Regions from separate parts of the Mus musculus genome. Here region 2 is linked to region 1. Evidence: chromatin loops called from intact Hi-C (ENCODE). Cell type or tissue: left cerebral cortex. All regions are shown on one strand. Each heading gives the region's core, and the rest is flanking DNA. Links, peaks and the distances in the headings are about the cores only.

What was found. Hi-C counts contacts between places; a loop is a spot of excess contacts. Peaks named below come from ENCODE experiments on the same cell type or tissue, not always from the same donor. Only the 100,000 strongest peaks of a DNase experiment are listed, where the experiment ranks them.
Region 2: a loop joins it to region 1, with 13 times the contacts of the local background. A loop is called at or near these places in 2 of 42 quality-filtered maps.

What each region holds. Positions count from the first base shown.
Region 1 is chr17:38,766,138-38,772,471 of GRCm38, forward strand. No RefSeq gene overlaps it. Among named protein-coding and RNA genes, the nearest start is that of Esp31, 130 kb to the left of the region's middle. In left cerebral cortex, for the core only: no CTCF peak of the experiment used is centred there; no DNase peak of the experiment used is centred there.
Region 2 is chr17:38,549,398-38,555,731 of GRCm38, forward strand. Esp34 (exocrine gland secreted peptide 34) reads left to right here and starts at 4,795. Exons shown (of 3, transcript NM_001177585.1): 1 at 4,795-4,998. In left cerebral cortex, for the core only: no CTCF peak of the experiment used is centred there; no DNase peak of the experiment used is centred there.

The sequences.
Region 1 (6,334 bases), core at 476-5,475:
TCTAGCTTCTCCATTGGGGAGAAGCTAGAGAAAGAACCCAAGGAGCTTTGTTTAGCACTGTACTTTGTTTAGCACTGTACCCCATTTTTAATGGGGTTATTTGCATTTTTGGAGTCCAGCTTCTTGAGCTCTTTGTATATATTGGATATAAATCACTTATCAGATTCAGGATTGGCAAAAATCCTTTCCCAATCTGTTGGTGGCCCTTTTGTCTTATTGACAGTGTCTTATGCCTTACAGAAACTTTGCAATTTTTTGAGGTCCCATTTGCCAATTCTTGATATTACCGCACAAGCCATTGCTGTTCTGTTTAGGAATTTTTCCCCTGTGCCCATATCTTCGAGGCTTTCCCCTATTTTCTACTCTATTCTTTTCACTATCTCTGATTTTATATGGAGATCTTTGATCCAGTTTGACTTGAGCTTTTTTACAAGGAGATAAGAATGGATCAATTTAAATTCTTCTACATCATAACTGCCAGTTGGGCAGAAACCATTTGTTAAAAATGCTGTCTTTTTTCCACTGTATTGTTTTAGCTCCCTTGTCAAAGATCAAGTGACCAGAGTTGTGTGGATCCATTTCTAGGTCTTTAATTCTATTCCAGGGATCTACCTGTCTGTCATTGTACCAGTATAATGCAGCTTTTATCACATTGCTCTGTAGTAGAGCTTAATATCCGGCAGGGTGATTCCACCAGAGGTTCTTTTATTGCTGAGAATATTTTTTGCTATCCTGTGATTTTTATTATTCCTGATGAATTTGCAAATTGCCCTTTCTAACTCAGTGAAGAATTGAGTTGAAATTTTGATTGCATTGAATCTGTGGATTGCTTTCGGGAGGATAGCCATTTTTTACTATATTAATCCTGCCAATCCATGAACATGGGGGATCTTTCCACCTTGTGAGATCTTTAATTTCTTTCTTCAGAGACTTGAAGTACTTGTCATACAGATCTTTCACTTCCTTAGATTCACATCAAGATATTTTATATTTTTCGTGACTATTGTGAAGATTCTTGTTTCCCTAATTTCTTTCTCAGTCTGTTTATCCTTTGTGTAGGGAAAGTCCATTTATTTGTTTGAGTTAATTTTATATCCAGGTTCTGCATTGAAGCTGTTTATCAGGTTCAGGAGTTCTCTAGTGGAATTTTTGGGGTCACTTATATATATTGTCATATCATCTGCAAATACTGATATTTTGATTTCTTCCTTTCCAATTTGTATCCCTGTGATCTCCTTTTGTTGTCGAATTGCCCTAGCTAGAACTTCAAATACTATATTGAATAGGTAGGGCAAAAGTGGGCAGCCTTCTTTAGTCCCTGATTTTAGTGGGACTGAAAACAACCAAGTAGGAAAAAAAAAAACAAAACAAAACAAAACAAAACAAAACAAAACAAAACAAAACAAAAAAAACTACATAAAGAATCAACCAAAGCAGGAGCTGGTTATTTGAGAAAATCAACAACATAGCTAAACCCTTAGCCAAACTAACTAGAGGGCACAGGGACAGTATCCTAATTAACAAAAATCAAAAATGAAAAAGGAAATATAACAACAGGACCTGAGGAAATCCAAAACATTTTCTGATCCTACTACAAAAGGCTACTACAAAAGTCAACAAAACTAGAAAACCTGGATGAAATGGACAATTTCCTAGACAGATACCAGGTACCAAAGTTAAACCAGGATCAGATTATCTATCTAAACAGTCCCATTTCCCCTAAAGAAATAGAAGTAGTAATCAATAATCTCCAAACCAAAAAAAAAAAAAAAAAAAAAAAAAAAAAAAAAAAAAACAGTTTTAGATGGGTTTAGTGCAGAGTTCTATCAGACCTTCAAAGGAGACTTAATTCCAACTCTACTCAAACTATTCCATGAAATAGAAACAGAAGGTACTCTACCAAGCTCATTTTATGAAGCCACAATTAATCTGATATGTAAACCACACAAAGATCCAGTAAAGAAAGAGAACTTCAGACCAATTTCCCTTATGAAATTCGATGCAAAAATCTTCAACACAATCCTCACAAACTGAATCCAAATGACCATCCATCATGGCCAAATAGCCTTCATCCTTCTGATTCAGGAATGGTTTTATTTATGGAAATCCATCAACATAATCCACTATATAAACAAACTCAAAGTCAATAACCACATGATAATCTCGTTAGATGCTGAGAAAGCACTTGAAACAATCTAACACTCCTTCATGATAAAAGTCTTGGAAAAAATCAGGAAATCAAGGCCCTTACATGAACATAATAAAAGCATTATACAGCAAACCAGTAGCCAACATCAAACTAAATGGAGAGAAACTGGATAATGCCTCTTAAGAGATAGTTATGTTAGGCTTCTCTTTGCATGATAGCTGATTATCTTAAATAGTGTTAGTTTGCTTCTATCTCATGGAATGGGTCTTAAGTTGTGTCAGTAGTTGTTGGAATTTTTACAGTCTCTACTCTATCTTAATCTCTTCAGAACTTAAGGAAAGAATATTTGGGGTTGAAGTTTTTGTGGCTGAATTATTGTTCCCCAAAGTCCTTTACTATTCTTGGCTGGCTACATGGGTTACTCACTTAAGACTCCACACACTCTTTTGCAGGATCTCAGCTGGACTCACCATCAGAGATTCCTGGTATTCTCCTCAGTCCTAGGCTTCCAGCTAGATCAAGAGATGTTTCCCACTGGTTTCCTTTCTGTCTTCCAGTCTTTTCCTGCCACCCTTTTACCCATAGCAAGAAATATGAAAGGGTGACAAAAATAGAAAATTAATTAGATATAAAGTTAATATGAGCACAACTAAACCAAACCAAAACAAACCTATAAACTAGCATGGTAAACCAATACTGTGAAAATAGATGTGAATCTCCCCTCCCTGTCTCTCATTTGAAAAAGGAACAAATGGAAAAATCCATGAGGAAAGAGAAACAGTAGATTGATGATCCAACAACACATGAACGGAATGTACTTATGCCTGAGATCAAATGTCACTGTCTTATATAGTCTGATGTTCAAGAATCAGAAGCCAAGATTAACATTTCAATCAAACTACTTTGCTTTAAATAGCAGGCTGTGCAGCACATCTGCATCTGAGTTCAAACTTCTAAAGTCACTACTTCACAAGGAAAGGAGGAATCCCAAAGAATCAGAGAAGCAAAGAAGAGTGAAGCAGGAACAGAAATCCCGTGAAACAATCTATTCGAGGTAAGACTGCACAGCAAAAAAAGTAAATTTCAAGATGATAATTTTTACAGTGCAAAGATTGCAGTGGCTAGAGACACATCAGTGCCTCAGATTTGGAAATATACATAGAAGTAATGGGACTGCCAAGGAATTTTTGAGCATGAACCTCATCAAGTAGGAAGTAGTATATAGAAACAAACCACACAGATGACTAGAAAACTTAATTTCTATGCATTTCTTCATTTGTACAGGATAATAGCAAGAAAATATTTTCCTTAAGTGTCAGAAGAAACAGAAGCCTTACTTGCAATTCCCTATTAATTGGTCCACCAAGTAGAGGAGTGAATTTATCTATTCTACTAGTTATAAGCAACGATTGTATGATGATTCAGTACTATCTAGAATGTTTTATAGGTCATTGTTCGTTATTTGGCTGTATGAAGTTCAAGGTTGAAATTGAAATTACAGATAAGTGTGGAGAGATACTGACTAAAATTTTAGCCATAAATTCCGAAGAAATTTTATGGACACTGATTTGAAAGGAATCATTATAGAATTTATGGAACGATTTGAATAGAAGAAAAGGGTAAATGATGTTCAAAATGCAAATTTTAGTAGATGCTTGATGATAATTCCTTTGCATTGTCTTTGAGCTATATACAAATTTGAGGCAAATAATATGAATTTAAAAACTATGAAGTATAAGAATAAATACACAGTATACATTATAAGGTGCTACCCATTCAGTTTTCAAGATAAACTGTTTCTTTGAGTTCCAGCTACAAGGCTAATGTGTCCTCACTTAAGTTCTACCAGCATCCAAAGAATGTAGAATTTGGCAACTACTGAGAGTAAACACTATGAGACTGAACAAGTATGTTTAATTCTTAATAAGAATATGGTATATCCCATTTGTAAAGTATGGACTGAATGCTATCAGTTAAAATAAATTTACAATTCATTAATTGTGTTTACATTTGCTACTAATGGAGCAAAGTGAAATTTGATGCAATTAAGTAAAACAATATCATAATTTGAATTGTTTTTCAAAGAGTTTGTTTAGATTGTTTTCATATGTTTCCGCCTGCATAATCATAACCCTGATACACGTATCCATGTCTAGTATAGAACTCTATATACAGAGAGTGGTAAAATAAAAGATGATGCACAGTGGAAGTAAATTTCAAAAACTTGAAATTGTTTTGTTTCTCAAATTTTGCTTTTGATGACAGAGTAATAGATATGTTCATAAAGAAACTCAGAACTTTCACCTTTTGCAAATGCACACCTGAGCCATCAGGAAAGCTGTTTAGCTTATGAATCAGTCCTATATGATTCAAGGTTGGCACAATAAACATACAATGACCCTTCTTGGTGTTTCTTTCCTTCTTGTATTGTTAAAGAGTTTATCACATATAGTTGCTTGGGAATAACTTCTATCATGTTTCTAGTTTCCTTCTCTGTTTCACATACTATGAGCTTCAACTACAATATCTTCTTTGGTTAGTTTCAGCCATGGATTCATTCCCATTGATGTGTTTTTTCCTCATTCTGTTGTTACCATCAATGTCCACTGAAGGAGCGGTAAGTTTAAAATCGATTATCATTTTAGATACACCTAAGAACTTTGTGAAATTGAACACATCGAAAATATCTGATAGGGTACAGTATTTTGAATGAGTCTTGGAACACTTAAAGGGTTATGGTTATAGGAGAATAAGTTTGCACTCTCCACCACTGGCAGGTATGAGTGCTGTTTTTTTCAGGGTTTCTATTCCTGCACAAACATCATGAACAAGAAGCAAGTTGGGAAAAAAGGGTATATTCAGCTTACAATTCCATACTGCTGTTCATCAGCAAGGAAATCAGGACTAGAACTCAAGTAGGTCAGAAAGCAGGAGCTGATGCAGAGGCCATGAAGGGATTTCCATTACTGGTTTGCTTCCCCTGGATTGCTCAGCCTGTTCTCTTATCGAACTAGGACTACCAGCCCAGAGATGGTCCAACCCAAAAGGAGCCTTTCCCCCTTGATCACTAATTGAGAAAATGCCTTACAGTTGGATCTCATGGTGGCATTTCCTCAACTGAAGTTCCTTTCTCTGAGATAACTCTAGTTGTGTCAAGTTGACACAAAACTAGCCTGTACAATTGACACCTTGATCTAAATAACTTTAAAAGTTCCACAGTCTTTACAAATTCTTAAAAATTCAATCGCTCTTAAAATCCAAAGTCTTTAAAATTACTACTGAGAGTTTGAGACCCTTTCCCTTAAGTACACATGTCACTTTTTGGTAGGATTCCAAGAGGAATTATCTTGAGTCCCTCACTCATCCTTACTTTAATCTGTTCAGGCTCAAGTGAAAATCCACTTTGCTTCACTCTATGAAACTGTGAGTTTACAGTACTAACTATCACGGGTTTTCTTTTAGTCTTTCATCTTATTCTTAGAAGATTTCCAACAAGTATGTGAATAGATTTTGACTAAACTCACTTTTTGTGCACTCTTGTTTTCATCCATCTCCCTTGAACATAATTTTTTTTCTCAATAAATACTTTCTGGACATTTGCTTTAGTTGTTGTTACTTGTGACAGGCTGGGTTTAACCAGGGCTACACACATGGTCATGTGTATGAAGATATCCCCGGAACATGGCAAATTATAAGTGGCTATGACACTCAAGATAATTACTCCCCCTGCTTCAGAAGCTGTCCACTAAAATTGCCTTCACAGAGAGAACCAGTTCCTATGAGACCCTTCCCAATTTATGACCAAAAATTGACACATCCAATCTTGAGAATTTAGTATGACAAAAAAAAAGATCCATTATTCCATGTGGAAATATAACAAATCAGAAATGGATGTTCATATTTATTCAAGTCAGCTGAATTCTCTCAAAACTTGAATATGTTTTTCACAAAGTACTTGTTCCTAAAGGCAGGGATGGTGAATACTCCAGAATTTCACATATTCTTCTAGATTGTTCAATCTACCCTGAGTTTCATAGTTTTCCACATTATTTAGAAATCATATTTCAAAGTCTGCAAAGAATTGTTTTGGTGTTTTGATAGGGATGTCATTGAGTGTGTAGATTGCTATTGGTAGGATGGCTTTTTTCACTATTTTACCTAGCCAAGGTTATAGGAATTCTTTTC
Region 2 (6,334 bases), core at 702-5,701, 220 kb before region 1:
TTATGTACCTTACAGATAACACAGAGCTAGAAATACACATACAGTATCTATTCACTTATAAGTGGAGATTAGCCATAAAGTGCAGGATGAACATGGTACTATCAATAGACACAAAGAAAAAAGTTAGATATAGGGGGCTATGTAAGTGAGCATGTTTGAATCTAATAAGAAAAGGAAATTAACATGAAATTTGGTATGTTTTCTTCTCTTATTCTTGGAATATTTTTGTTTATATTTTCTTCACATTGCATTCCAATCAAAACCCCTACTCCCTCCTTTCCTCATAATCTCCTATTTCAATTCCCTCTCTTTTTCTCCATTGCCTTCTCCTCAGTGAGGAGGGACCAATACTTTGGGTACTACCACACCCAGGAGCATGTAGCTGCAGAAGGAATATATACATTCTCTCCTAATGAAGCACAAGCAAGGAGTCCAGGTAGGGGGAAAGGGATCCAACACCAGGAAACATAGACATAGACTGCCCCACTCTGCTTGTTAGGGTTCCCATATGAAGACAAAGCAGAATATTTGCAACAAGAATGTAGGGAGAGATGTTCCATACTCTGCATGATCATTTCATGTTGGCCCAGTATCTGTGAGCCCCCATGGGCACAGATTAGTTGACATTGTAATTTTTCTTGTTATGGCCTTAGACCCTAAGCTTGCTTAGTATTATATTCCACTCTTCCAGAAGACTATCTAACTTCTGTTTGATGTTTGATTGTGGGTGTTCATCTGCCTCCATTCTCTGCTGGATGATGTCTCTTCTTTCCTTTCCTTTCCTTTCCTTTCCTTTCCTTTCCTTTCCTTTCCTTTCCTTTCCTTTCCTTTCCTTTCCTTTCCTTTCCTTTCCTTTCCTTTCCTTTCCTTTCCCTTCTTTAGCTCTCTTCTCCTCTCCTCTCCTCTCCTCTCCTCTCCTCTCCTCTCCTCTCCTCTCCTCTCCTTTCCTCTCTTTTTCTTTACTTTAATTTTTATTAGATATTTTCTTTATTACATTTCAAATGCTATCCCTAAAGTTCCCAATATCCCCCCCTTCTCCTTGCTCCCCTACCCACCCACCCCCACTTCTTGGCCCTTTCCTTCCCCTCTACTGGGGCATATAAAGTTTGCAATAACAGGGGACATCTCTTCACAATGATGGCTGACTCTGACTTTTTCTGCTACATATGCAGCTACAGACATGCTCTGGGGGTACTGGTTAGCTCATATTGTTGTTCCACCTATATGGTTGCAGACGCCTTCAGCTACTCGGGTGCTTTCTCTATCTTCTCCATAGGGGGTCCTGTGTTCCATCCTATAGATGACTGTGAGCATCCACTTCTGTATTTGGCAGGTAGTGGCATAGCCTCATAGGAGACAGCTATATCAGGGTCCCTTTAGCAAAATCTTGCTGGCATATGCAATAGTGTCTGGGTTTGGTGGCTGATTATGGGATGGATCCCCAGGTGGGGTAGTCTTTGGATGGTCCATCCTTTTGTCTTAGCTCCCAATTTTGTCTTTGTATACACTTTCATGGGTATTCTGTTCCCTATATTAAGGAGGAATGAAGTATTCATATGTTGGTCTTCCCTCTTTGGTTTTCTTGTTTTTGCAAATTGTATCTTGGGTATTCTAAGTTTCTGGGCTAATACCCAGTTATCAATGAGTGCATATCTAATGACTTCTTTTGTGATTGGGTTACCTCTCTAAGGATGATATACTCCAGATACATACATTTGCCCAAAAATTTCATCAATTCGTTGTTTTTAATAGCTGAGGAGTACTCCATTTTGTAAATATACCACAATTTCTGTATCCACTCTTCTGTTGAAGGACATCTGGGTTCTTTCCAGGTTCTGGCTATTATTAATGATGCTGCTATGAACATAGTCTAGCATGTATTCTTATTACCAGTTGGAACATCGTCTGGGTATATGCCCAGGAGAGGTATTGATGGCTCTTCCAGTAGTACTGTGTCCAATTTTTTGAGGAAGAACCAGACTGACTTCCAGAGTGGTTGTACAAACTTGCAGTCCCACCAGCAATGGAGGAGTGTTCCTCTTTTACCACATCCTCGCAAGCTTCTGCTGTCACCTGAATTTTTGATCTTAGCCATTTTGACTGGTATGAGGTGGAATCTCAGTGTTGTTTTGATTTGTATTTCCCTGATGATTAAGGATGTTGAACATTTTTTCAGGTGCTTCTCAGCCATTCGTTATTCCTCACTTGAGAATACTTTGTTTAGCACTTTATCCCATTTTTAATGGGGTTATTTGAATTTCTGTAGTCCAGCTTCTTGAACCCTTTTTATATACTGGATATAAATCCCATATCAGATTTAGGATTGGTAAAAATCCTTTCCCAATCTGTTACTGGCCCTTATGTCTTACTGACAGTGTCTTTGCCTTACAGAAACTTGGCAATTTTATGAAGTCCCATTTGTTAATTCTTGATGTACCACACAAGCCATTGATGTTCCCTTTAGGAATTGTTCCCCTGTGCCCATATCTTTGAGGCTTTTCCCTAATTTCTACTGTATTAATTTCAGTGCCTCTGGTTTTATGTGAAGATCTTTGATCCAGTTTGACTTGAGGTTTTTACAAGGAGATAAGAATGGATTAATTCAAATTCTTCTACATGATAACCGCCAGTTGGGCCAGCACCATTTGTTAAAATGCTGTCTTTTTTTCACTGTATGGTTTTAGCTTCCTTGTCAAAGATCAAGTGATCAGAGGTGTGTGGATTCATTTCTGGGTCTTCAGTTCTATTTCAGTTATCTACCTGTCTGTCACTGTACCAGTACATTGCAGCTTTTATCATATTGCTCAGTAGTACAGATTAATGTCAGGCAGGGTGATTCCACCAGAGCTTCTTTTATTTTTGAGAATAGTTTTTGCTATCCTATGATTTTTATTATTCCTGATGAATTTTCAAATTGCCCTTTCTAACTCAGTGAAAAATTGAGTTGGAATTTTGATGTGGATTGCATTGAATCTGTAGATGTTTTCGGGAGGATAGCCATTTTTACTATATTAATCCTGCCCATCCATGAGCATGGGGGATCTTTCCATCTTCTGAAATCTTCAATTTCTTTCTTCAGGGACTTGAAGTTCTTGTCATACAGAGCTTTCACTTCCTTAGTTAGATTCACTCAAGGTATTTTATATTTTTTGTGACTATTTTGAAGGGTGTTGTTTCCCTAATTTCTTTCCCAGTCAGTTTATCCTTTTTTGTAGGGTAAGTCTAATTATTTGTTTGAGTTTATTTTATATCCATGTTCTTCACTGAAGCTGTTTATCAGGTTTAGGAGTTCTCTGATGGAATTTTTGGGGTCACTTATATATATTATCATACCATCTGTAAATAGTGATATTTTGATTTCTTCCTTTCTAATTTGTATCCCTGTGATCTTCTTTTGTTGTCGAATTGCCCTGGCTAGAACTTCAAATACTATATTGAATAGGTACAGCGAAAGTGGGCAGCCTTGTTTAGTCACTGATTTTAGTGGGACTCAAATCAACCAAGTGGAAACAAAATCAAATGCTCAAAGAATCAACTAAAGCAGGGGCTGGTTCTTTGAGAAAATCAAAAAGATAGATAAACCCTTAGCCAGACTAACTAGAGGGCACAGGGACAGTATCCTAATTAACAAAATCAAAACTGAAAAGGTAGATATAACAACAGAACCTGAGGAAATCCAAAACCTCACAAAGAACCAACAAACATAGAGAACTTCAGACCAATTTACCTTATCAATATTGATGCAAACCCCCCCAAAAAACAAAAACAAACAAACAAAAACAAAACAAAACAAAAAAACCTTCAACAAAATCCTCACAAACTGAATCCAAATGATCATCTACAAATTCAAGGATGAAGCCAAGTAGGCATCATCCTTCTGATGCAGGAATGGTTCTATATATGGAAATCCATCAACATAATCCACTATATAAACAAACTCAAAGACAAAAACCACATGATCATCTCGTTTGATGCTGAGAAAGCACTTGACAAAATCTAATACTCTTTCATGATAAAAGTGTTGGAAAAATCAGGAATTCAAGGCCCATACATAAATATAATAAGAGCAATATACAGCAAACCAGTAGACAATATCGAACTAAATGGAGAGAAACTGGAAAATGCCTCTTAAAAGATAGTTAGGCTTCTATTTGCATGATAGCTGATTATCTTAAATAGTGTTAGTTTGCTTCTATCTCATGGAATGGGTCTTAAGTTGTGTCAGTCGTTGTTGGAATTTTTACACAGTCTCTTCTCTATCTTAATCTCTTCAGAACTTAAGGAAAGAATATTTGGGGGTTGAAGTTTTTGTATCTGAATTATTGTTCCCCAAAGCCATTTGCTATTCTTGGCTGGGTACATGGGTTAGTCACTTAAGTCTCCACACATCCTATTATAGATTCTCAGCTGGACTCACCATCAGAGATTCCTGGAATTCTCCCCAGTCCTAGGCTTCCAGCTAGATCAAGAGATGTTTCCCACTGGTTGCCTTTCTGTCTTCCAGCCTTTTCCTGCCACCCTTTTACCCATAGCAAGAAATATGAAAGTGTGACAAAAATAGAAAAATATTTAGAAATATAGTTAATCTGAGCACAAACAAATCAAACCAAAACAAACCTGTAAACTAGCATGGTAAACCGATACTGTGAAAATAGATGTGAATCTCCCCTCCCTGTCTCTCATTTGAAAAAGGAACAAATGGAAAAATCCATGAGTAAAGAGAAGCAGTAGATTGTTGATCCAACAACACATGAACAGAAAGTACTTATGGCTAAGATCCAATGTCACTGTCTTATAGTCTGATGTTCAAGAATCAGAAGCCAAGAGTAACTCTTCAATCAAACCACTTTGCTTGGAATAGCAGGCTGTGTATCACATCTGCATCTGAGTTCAAACTTCTAAAGTCACCACTTCACAAGGAAAGGAGGAATCCCAAAGAATTAGAGAAGCAAAGGAGAGTGAAGCAGAAACTGAAATCCTGTGAAACAATCAATCGAGGTAAGACTGCAAAGCAAAAAAATAAGTTTCAAGATGATAATTTTTACAGTGAAAAATTTGCAGTGGCTAGAGGCACATCAGTGCCTCATATTTAGAAATATATATAAAGTAATGGGACTGCCAAGTAATCTTCGAGCATGCACCTCATCAAGTAGGAAGTAGTATATAGAAACAAACCTCAAAGATGACTAGAAAACTCAATTTTTATGCATTTCTTCATTTGTACAGGATAATAGCAAGAAAATCGTTTCCTTAAGTTTCAGAAGAAACAGAGCCTTACCTGCAATTCCCTATTAATTGGTCCACCATGTTGAGGAGTGAATTTCTCTATTCTACTAGTTATAGGCCACAATTGTATGATGATTCAGTACTACCAAGATTGTTCTGTAGGTCATTGTTAGTTATTTGGCTGTATGGAGTACAAGGGGGGAAATGATATTACAGATATGTGTGGAGAGTTTCTGACTCATATTTTAGCCATAAATTCAAAAGAAATTTTATAGATACCAATTTGAAAGGATCATTAGGGAACTTATGAAAATATTTGAATAGAGGAAAGATATAAATGATGTTCAAAATGCAAATTTTAGTAGATGCTTGATGATAATGCCTTTGCATTGTCTTTAAGCTATATAAGAATTTGAGACAAATAATATGATTTTTAAAAAATATGAAGTTGAAGAATATATACAAACTATACAATATAAGGTACTACCCATTCAGTTTACAAGAGTTCCAGCAGCAAGGCTAATGTGTCCACTCTTAAGTTCTACCAGCATACACAGGATATAAAATTTGGCAACTACTGAGTGTAAATACTATGAGACAGAACAAGTATTTTTAATTCTTAATAAAAACAAGAAATATCCCATTTACAAAGTACGAACTGAATGCCATCAGTTAAAATAAATTTACAATTCATTAATTATATTAACATTTACTACTAACGGAGCAAAGTGAAATTTGATGCACTTAAGTAAAACAATATCACAATATAAAATTGTTCTTCAAACAATTTGTTTCTAATGGTTTTATATGTTTCTGCCTGCATAGTCACAACCCTGATACACTTATCAAAGTCTAGTAAAGAATTATCTATACATAGAGTTGTAAAATAAAAGATGATGCACAGTGGAAAGCAACTTTCAAAAATTTGAATTTTTTTTTCTCAAATTTTCCTTTTGATTGCAGAGTAATAGAAATGTTCAGAAAGAAACTAGGAATTTTTCCCCTTTTTCAAATGCACACCTGAGGCATCACAAAAGCTGTTTAGCTTATGAATCAGTCCTGTTAGAGTCAAGGTTGGCACAATAAACCTACAGTGACCCTACTTGGT